3 separate regions of the Homo sapiens genome follow, and all the other regions are linked to region 1. Evidence: chromatin contacts called from ENCODE Hi-C or POLR2A ChIA-PET data. All regions are on one chromosome and are shown on one strand. The core of a region is the stretch at or near the end of the contact, and the rest is flanking DNA. Distances in the headings are between cores, read along the strand shown. Region 1 holds the start of GLMN (glomulin, FKBP associated protein). Region 2 holds the start of EVI5 (ecotropic viral integration site 5). Region 3 holds the start of TGFBR3 (transforming growth factor beta receptor 3).

What was found. A loop is a pair of places that touch in the nucleus more often than their neighbours do. ChIA-PET counts read pairs that join two places held with the same protein, here RNA polymerase II (POLR2A). Pooled maps may share reads with other maps.
Region 2: a loop to region 1 is called in a map with no recorded cell type, with 7 times the contacts of the local background. The contact joins the promoter of EVI5 here to the promoter of GLMN in region 1. A Hi-C loop is called at or near these places in 5 of 37 single-sample maps with no recorded cell type and 11 of 50 pooled maps. POLR2A ChIA-PET finds 5 or more read pairs at or near these places in 3 of 52 experiments (HEK293, K562 and activated T-cell).
Region 3: a map of mammary epithelial cell shows a loop between it and region 1 (7-fold over the local background). The contact joins the promoter of TGFBR3 here to the promoter of GLMN in region 1. A Hi-C loop is called at or near these places in 2 of 168 maps with a recorded cell type or tissue (mammary epithelial cell and naive thymus-derived CD4-positive, alpha-beta T cell), 2 of 37 single-sample maps with no recorded cell type and 11 of 50 pooled maps. POLR2A ChIA-PET finds 5 or more read pairs at or near these places in 2 of 52 experiments (WTC11 and activated T-cell).

Annotation. Positions count from the first base shown.
Region 1 is chr1:92,297,544-92,300,386 of GRCh38, reverse strand. GLMN (glomulin, FKBP associated protein) reads left to right here and starts at 1,400. Exons shown (of 19, transcript NM_053274.3): 1 at 1,400-1,462; 2 at 2,358-2,426. The coding sequence starts at 2,388. RPAP2 (RNA polymerase II associated protein 2) reads right to left here and starts at 1,328. Exons shown (of 13, transcript NM_024813.3): 1 at 1,241-1,328; 2 at 148-193. The coding sequence starts at 1,313. RefSeq lists enhancers at 915-1,144, 1,365-1,834, 1,406-2,302 and a silencer at 1,566-1,903.
Region 2 is chr1:92,783,670-92,786,512 of GRCh38, reverse strand. EVI5 (ecotropic viral integration site 5) reads left to right here and starts at 1,405. Exons shown (of 20, transcript NM_001350197.2): 1 at 1,405-1,677. RefSeq lists an enhancer at 1,005-1,284 and a silencer at 1,555-1,824.
Region 3 is chr1:91,884,705-91,887,547 of GRCh38, reverse strand. It overlaps TGFBR3 (transforming growth factor beta receptor 3), which reads left to right and starts at 1,397. Exons shown (of 17, transcript NM_003243.5): 1 at 1,397-1,670. RefSeq lists silencers at 1,131-1,270, 1,621-1,700, 1,711-1,920 and enhancers at 1,063-1,825, 1,826-2,589.

The DNA of each region.
Region 1 (2,843 bases), core at 151-2,650:
AATTTATAGGCCTTCCCAGATCTTTCCCTTCCCTCTCATGATAATTTTCTCTAAAAAAAAAAAGGTAACCATTATTGTTTTAAAATTGGTACAAGTAATACAAGATAAGTAGATATGCCAATGTAGTTGTCCATGTAGCTGTCATACCTTTTAGAAGCATCTTCTTGTTTCAAAGTACTTGTCTGTTTAGTACCTACAATAAAAATACAGTCATGTGCTACATAATGACATTTCCGTAAACGACGGACAGCATACAGACAGCGGTCTCATAAGATTAAAATACTGTATTTTTACTGTACCTTTTCTATGTTTAGATATACAGTTGCCTACAGTACTTAGTACAGTAACATGCTGTGCAGGTTTGTAGCCTGGGAGCAATAGGCTGTACCATATAGCCTAGTGTGTAAGTAGGCTGTACCATCTAGGTTTGTGTAAGTGCACTCGATGATGGTCACACAAGGATGAAATCGACTAACAACTTATTTCTCAAAATGCATCCCCGCAGTTAAGCTACACATGGTGGCAGTAGGTCAGGTCTACACAAACACATTAGGTACAAGATAGATTCCTACACAAATAACAAACTGTAGACCACCTTTTCTTCTTTTCCACATATTTTATGTCCAATCGTGTGTAAATCAAAATGAAATAGGAAGGGAGAGCAATTTGTTTTTGCAAATTGATTACTGTCTAATTTTTCTTGGTTAAAATGTATCTCTTTGGGGATTGAATTTTCTTCTGTATCATAGTTGCTTAATTAACCACTCCTGAAAATCTGAGATCTGGGTACTTTTAGGGGAAACCTCTCTCCGTCTGCCAAACGTCCTCTCTGGGGGAAGAGGGGAGTCCGGCACCTTAAAGAACTGGGCACCCAAGCAATCTGGAAAGGAGGACCGGTCCTAGGTTCAAGGCCAGCTGCCAACGCTGCCCTAGTCACTTGCCCCGAAACCCGGGGACCCCAGGCCTGGGTTCCCGGGGCCTCCACTGTCCTTTGTCTCAGAGGCTGGGGCCACAGTCCGCGTGAGGGAAATCTTGGAACACTGGCGTAAAGGGGTGAGGGGCGGCCAGGAAATCTTTCCCAGGAGGTGCGGACGGCGGTGGGAAGCTTTCGGCCTACTCTACCTGGGAGAACCCCTCCCCTGAAGCAGCCTTTCAGGAGCGCCCGCGCGCTGCGGTCTATAACTCGAGATCGGGGCCCAGCTTTCAGGGTCCAAAAGTGGGAAGAGATCCTTGCTCCTACCTGCGGCTTTTCGAGAGCAGCGGGGAGCCCCGGCCTTGCGGCCGGCAGAAGACGGCCCAGCGAAGTCCGCCATGGGGGAGAGTAGTCTGCCGGACGGGGACACGCTCCGGCGTCTCGCCCCGAGGCCCCGCCTCCCTACGCGTAGCGCGGGGCGGGGCCAGAAGAGCGGGCTAAGACGCCGGAGGAGGTGGCGGCGGCTGGGAGAGGCGAGGGTTCTGGCCGGTAAGTGGAGTTGTGGAGAGGTTCAGGGTGGCCAGGGCTCGCGGTTGGCCGTGAGCCGCGGCGGACTTGGTGCTGCGGGCCGACTAGGCCACGCGAGGTGGTGGAGCCTGCCCACCTAGGCGAGCAGGAATCGGAAGACATGGCTTCCTCTGATGCAGCCCGCACGCGCGCTGGGGTGTTCACTCGCCTTCCAGCGCGCTGCCCTGAGGACCGGGCTGACTCGCGCCCCTACTGAGGGCTTGGGGCCGAGCCTTGCCGCCAGGAGAAGCGATGGTCTCCTCCTGAAGGCCGCCGTTGTCTTGTCTCCGTGTGATACAGTGATTTCACTAGCTGGATTGATCACTTTGGGGACTGCAACTCCTAGAGAGAAATGGAATGGAGGGCATCTGAATCTTCACCCCCTATAGATAAGCTTGTGTTGCACCCCAATTTTTGTGAGGTGAGACATTAAAAATGAAAAATCCCCTGATGATTAGAATTTTGATTTCAGGTCCACCTTTTGGAAATTTTTTTTCAGAAAAGAAGTGCTTTGCTTTTTAAAAGCCCTTTAGTTCGTATATGCCTCGCCTCTTGGGAGTGCTCGAGAGGTTTTTTTTGTTTTTTTTTCCTTCAAAGTAGCTTTCAAAACTATGCTCCTAGAAAACTTAAAACATGCAATAAGGGCTTCTAAAAAAACACTTTATTTTCTTAGGCAAACATACTAAGATTCAGTAATAACATTTCAACTTTAAAACTTTACATTTTCTCCTAGCATGCTATTGGACCAAAAAACACAACAACAAAAACTTTCCATTTTCTTTATTGTATTTACTAATAATTTATCACACTGAAACATAACTTTTGAATACTTAAGTGTAATATCACGGATAGTTAACAGTGTGTTTTGTATTTGTAGATTTTAGCATCGAAACTAGGAGAAATAAGAATGGCTGTAGAGGAACTTCAGTCTATAATAAAGAGATGTGTAAGTATTAATTTTTGTAAAATTAAATACCTTTCAAAATATGGGAAGGGCACAGATTGTTTTTAATTATATTTGTGGTCACTCAAATTGTTTATCTTCTTTAATCCTTGCTTTTTTTGACCTGTAAAGAGCATGAGTGGGGGAGGCAGATTGGATTATTTCTCCAGGTGACATACTTATCTAAATAACCTTTTACATTTTAATCCTGATCCTTTTCATAGATTTCACTGGTACAGTAGATTTCAAGGTCACTTATTAAAGTATTTATTAGGGTAATCCTAATTTTGATACGTGTGTTATTTACGTTACATTTATCTAGAATTTAAACAGATTTCCTTTTTTCATAGATAAATCAAGAAGTTATTGTATTTAATTTTTATTTGCATATACTTTTTTTTGTTTGTTTTTTGGGTTTTT
Region 2 (2,843 bases), core at 156-2,655, 490 kb before region 1:
CCAATAGAATTTGCTGACGGATGGAATATAAGAGGGGAGAGGTACATTATCAAGGATGTAGCTTAGTTTTCTTATACAAGGATTGAGTTGCAATAAAATTGTTAATTGAAATTTCTTTAAATAATGGCACAACCTAAAGTTATGCAAACATATGCCTCAGATAAAAGTTCAAGTTTTCAAAGTTTTTAGCTGGGTGGAGGGCATGGCTTTACTTCCTATTTCTTGGTATTTCCTAATCTTGTTGAAAAAAAAGTAAGGTTTTTTTTTTTTTTTTTTTCTGAAATGCTTAGTTCAGTGGAAACCCATCTGCGAATTCTGTCTTATAAATTTAAATTTAAAAATAGGGATACTAATTTCTAGACAAATAATTCCGGAGTTTCTTGTGCTGCTAATTATTATAATTTTTGTCCCTTTTTTTTTTTGAGACAGAGTATCGTTCTGTCGCCCAGGCTGGAGTGCAGTGGCGCGATCTTGGCTCACTGCAACCTCCACCTCCGTGGTTCAAGCAATTCCCCTGCCTCAGCCTCCAGAGTAGCTTGGCTGGGAGTACAGGCGCACGCCACGACGCCGGGCTATTTTTTTTTTTTGTATTTTTAGTAGAGACGGGGTTTCACCATGTTGGCCAGATTGGTCTCCAACTCCTGACCTCAGGCAATCCGCCCGCCTCGGCCTCCCAAAGTGTTGGGATTACAGGTGTGAGCCACCGCGCCCGGCTGTCACTTCTAAACATATAATGAAAGTAATCTGTATTGCCTTTTTACTTTTTCTTGCCTGCTTTTCCTGGACCAGAAATTAATAGGCTGTTTCCGTCCCAAACAAAGTACTTTCCTTCTAAGAATGTCTTCGTTGACGCTGGAGGGCTGCCCGGCTGAATCTTACGTATTCGTGCCCATGTTCTGCCCCCTGCAGTAGTCTGCATAAACCCAATGCGAAGACACGTGTAAGAGTACATTACAATTACAAGTGTCATTTACGCGTTGATTATTGTTTTTGCGAGTGCCCTAAGGCCACCTCTGGGGGAGCTCGGGGCTGCCTTCCGAAGCATGCGCGTCAGCACCGCGTGCCAGGGCCCTGAAAGTCAGGCTCCGCGTCGGTGCGGCAGCGCGAGGCCTGCAGTCCTAAGCTCGGGGTCGCTTCGGGCCCCCGAGGGGGTGTGTCTTCTACCGTTTTAACATGGAAGGGGCGGTTCCAGTGGCCGGGGAAGTCGGCGACTTGCAGGACTGAAGGCTGGTGCTTTGAAAGAGAGGCGGAGGGCGAGAGCGATTTCCCCGCCTCCTCTGCACTCCGTCCAATCCCTTCGCCTTCTCCTTTTCTCGGCCGGCCCGCCCGGCCCCTAACCTGCTCCAACCCATTCTGCGGTAGAGGCTGCCGGGTCTCTTTAAGGCCCTCCCGCGCCTGCGCCTTGGGCTCTCCTGACGCGGCCGGGCCGGACCCCGGAGGAACCAGCTGGCCAGCTGGCAAGGGGCTGGCTGCAGTTCCGACAGCGGCGGTGCCGGGAGGGGTAGGTGAGGGTCGCGAGGCGGCCCTGAGCTTCTGAGTGAGCGTGGTGCTTTTGGGAACTCGGGACGGGCGACCCGTGGAGCCAGGAGCGGGGCCGAGGCGCTGAGACGCGGCGGCGCGGCTGCCGGCTGGATGGGAAGTTAATGTTTACGGCGAAGTCTACTCAACGTTTCCAAGGTGAGGGGCGCTGCGCCAGGCCGGGCGGGCCGGGAGGCCGGGCGGGCGGTGAGTCCGTGTTCCGCTGGCGCACAGCTGGGCCGAGGCGCGGCGGGCGGGGGCCGCCGCAAGTTTTGCTGTGGGAGCGGGGCGGGCGCGCCTGGCCCCGCCAGGGCCTAAGTTCCCTGCACTCGCTTCCTCGCCTGTCGCCGCCGCCGCCGCCCGCAGCCCTCCTTCTCGTGGGCGCTGGGGAAGAAACTCGTCGGCGGGTCTAACTGTGGCGTCCCAGGGCGGTGGAGGGACGGAGCAGCTTCGGGGGCACGTCCTCGTAAATCCCGTGGAGGACACTGACCCTGCACCCCACCCTCGAGGCCAGAAGTCGGTTCCCTTTGGGGACCTGAGGGGCGAGAGCACTCGCCCCCCTGACTTGCAAAGTTGGCGTCTTTACTTGGCCTCCGGGATTCTGCGCATGGCGTGTCTCCAGGCTGCTGATGGGCAAGACAGATGTGCCAGGTCCAGAATGAACTTGAGAAGAGTTTGTAGCCATTCCTGAATCACCTTATGACTAGTGGGGCAAGCCTCAAATTAACCTCAGGATTTCCGGTAGGTTGGATTGTGGTGTTGGTGTTTCCACTCAAAAGAGTTGCTGTGATTTCCCTGTGTCTGTCTGTCTGTCTGTCTTTGGGGCTTCTTAGATCATCTCATTTGGCATCCTTTCACCCAAGAGTTAAACCAAGCCTTTTGGAATGGTTTCCTCGCTTTCCTCCTATCTATTGCTGGTAGAGCTGCTTTCGAAAAGAAGTATTTTCTTGAAGTGGTATCTTTTCTTTGGGTTACAGTGTTGAATAATAAACTCCTTTCTTTGCCGAAAGAATGAATTCCAGTGCTTACTGAAGTTAAAGAAAAGTGATCTGCTGGTAGTTTTTAATCTTTGTTCTGAGCTGATGTAAGTAACTTTTTTTGTTTTAAAATTTTGTTAGTAGAATTTCACCAGTGTACCAGAAGCTCTTTTTCTTTTTCTTTTCTTTTCTTTTTTTTTTTTTTTTTTGACAGGGAGTCTCGCTCTGTCGCCAGACTGGAGTGCAGTGGCGACGTTGGTTCACTGCAACCTCCACCTCCTGCGTTTAAGCAATTCTCCTGCCTCAGCCCCGCGAGTAGCTGGGACTACAGGCGCGCGCCACCACTCC
Region 3 (2,843 bases), core at 148-2,647, 410 kb after region 1:
ACGCCTCTAATCCCAGCACTTTGGGAGGCCAAGGCAGGCGAATCTCTTGAGCTCAGGAGTTTGAGACCAGCCTGGGCAACTAAGTGAGACCCCCGCCCTGCCAACCCCCTCTACAAAAAATACAAAAAGTTAGCTGGGCGTGGTGGCATTTGTCAGTAATCCCAGCTACTCAGGAGGCTGAGGTGGGAGAATCGCTTGAGCCTGAGAAGCGGAGGTTGTAGCGAGCTGAGATTGAGATTGTGCCACTGCACTCCAGCCTGGGCGACAGGGCGAGACTCCATCTCAAAAAAAAAAAAAAAAAAAAAAAAAAAGGCATAGGTCCATAGCCCTTTAGAACTGGAAGAAGCCTTCTAGGCCAAGCCCTTCATTTGAACTGAGCCTTGACGGGTATTAGCCGTTAGCCATTTGTGGAAGGTCGCACAGTAGTCAGGACTGGAAGTCTGGTCTTTGAAACCTGTCAGTCCACGGTCATTTCACCTGCCTGTTTGTAAAACAATGTCCTGTTACTTAAGTATACTTTTTAATAAGAAAAACTGGGTGTAAGCAAGAGTATCAGAGTGGTGTTCTGGTGCCAGCAGTTCAACTTCTGCAGCGTGTACTTCACAGGCACAGGTACTTAGGACGTCGCACAGGCACAGGTACTTAGGACGTTGCCCCGCCGAGACTGTCGTTCATATCGCGCCCACCTCCGGGTAACGCCGGTAATGCTGACCTAGCTCCATTATTTGTATTAATTTATTTAGCTAGCAGGGGGAACGGCTGGGTAATGCAGTCTCAGCTGCTGGAGGGGAAGAGGCAAGACTCCGCCGGCGCCCACCATCAGAGCGTGACAACAAGCGGGACCGGAGGTTGGGAAAAAGCACAGGGACAGAATGAATGTGTGCATGGGGGAGCTCTGCTGGGGAGAGGGCAAGAGGCTGTGATCAGATTATCTGAGGTTTCAGAACTTTTATATAAAGACCAAGGAACCAAATGAAAATCCAACTCTTCCAGGGAGCCCTGGAAAGTTCAAAGGACCTCGTTTGAGGGAGCGAGTCCCCGCAGCTCGTGCCCACGTCTCCCTCGCGCTTCCCCCAGGACAGGGGCCGCCCCAACCCGGGCACGCTGAGCCCGGCCGCGCCCCTAGCCCCTTCTCTCTCGGCCTCCTCGTCCCGAAGGGAAGCACAGGCTCGAGCAGCATTCGGGGCTCATCCATCAGCCGCGGAGGCAAAGGGGGAGGAGAGAGGAGGCGGGAGGCGGGAGGCGGGAGGAGGAGTTTCTGGGCGGCCGAGAGCCCCCGGTGGGGCCGGCGGAGGAGCGCCCTTCCCCCCGCGCGCTGATTGCTGTGGCGTCCTGCCCGTCCCCGCCCGCGTGTGTGCGAGGGAGGGCGAGTGCGCCGGGTCGGCCTGATGGGGGTAATCGAGGGTTTCGGGGACGCCGAGCGGCACTTTCCTCTTCCCAGCGAGTGAAGGAGGGCAGTCGGCGGCTCTCGCGCCCCGGCCACTTTCCCTGCGCGATTCCCGGAGCTCCCTGCAGGAGGTGAGAGTCCCCAGCGGGTCCGGATGGCGTAGTTTTGCCGCGGCGCAGCAGCTGCCGGAGCTCGCCGCCGCCGAGCGCTGGGCGGGGAAACTTGCCGCCGCTTTCCTCCAACTTGCTGCGGGTGGATCTCCGCTGGACACACCGCCTCCGAGGTACGTGCCGGCCCAGCCCCGCGGCGCTGCAGCCCGCCCGGGCTGTGGGCTCTGCAGGCTGCGCGGGTGCCCGTCGGCGCGGCGCGGGCTGCCAGTGCCTACTTACCGGCCAGGGTCGCTCCAGCCGCCAGGACCTCCGGCCTTGGGAGGGAGGCGCTGGTGGGGCGGTGTTTACCCTCCGGGGAGCAGGCACCGGTGGCCAGCGGTGCGTGGGCAGCGGCCGCACGGGGCAGGCAGTGCCCCCGGCGATGCGCAGTGCTGGGGAGGAATTCTCCACGCCCGCCCTCACTCTTCCTCTCCGCGGGTCCTTCTGACCCCTGCGGGGCGCGGCGGCCACTTCCCTCCGGGCGCGTGACAGCTTCGGTGGGAATGGTTTGTTGTGGGTTCGCAGTCAATTGCCGTGGCCCAGGCTGTGGCTCCCGGACTCGTGCACGGACGCGGTTTGCGTTCCCCGCTGGCCGCGCCCTCAGGGTGCCTTGCGGGCTGAGCCGCAAGCTGCAGCTCGGCCCCCCCCCGCCCCGGTTTATTTTGAAGGCTCTCTTCTTGTATTCATTTGGTTAGGACAAACTTGGAAATCTTGGACTGTCGCTAGAAGAATCTGCTTGCAGACTTGATCTTATTAGGGCATTTGCCCCGCTTTGCAGAATCGCATAGTGTCAGGAGCCGACGTGTCAAGCATGAATTACCTTGGCAAAGTAGAACTTAGTGGATTTGGTGTCCTCACGAAAAGCTGGAAGAAGAAAACCGTTCCATTTCCCTAGCTGTGAAGTGAGGATAGTAGTACTTGCCCCGTAAAGTTGCTGTGAGCATCTAATGATTTAATGTGTGTGAGGTGCTACAACAGTGCTTGGCACCGAGTAAGCACCGCACGGAGGTTAGCGCTGCTTGCCGCTAGCCCTGCGGTGGCAGGATAGGAGCGGCGAGGGCAGAGGATAGTAGGAGTGACAGGCTGTGCTGGGGAACCAGGCGTATTCTGAGTTTTATGTCCTTCCGAAGAAGTGAGCGGTTTGGGAGAAGTCTCCACAGGTAGTAAAAACACACGTCAAGACCGTTTCTTCTTCCTGAATGCAGAGTGCAAACAGTTACTTCAGTGTGAACTCAGTTGTTTCTTTTGGATAATAATAACAGCTAACGTTTTCTAAGCCCATACTGTGTGCACTTAATCCTCACAGC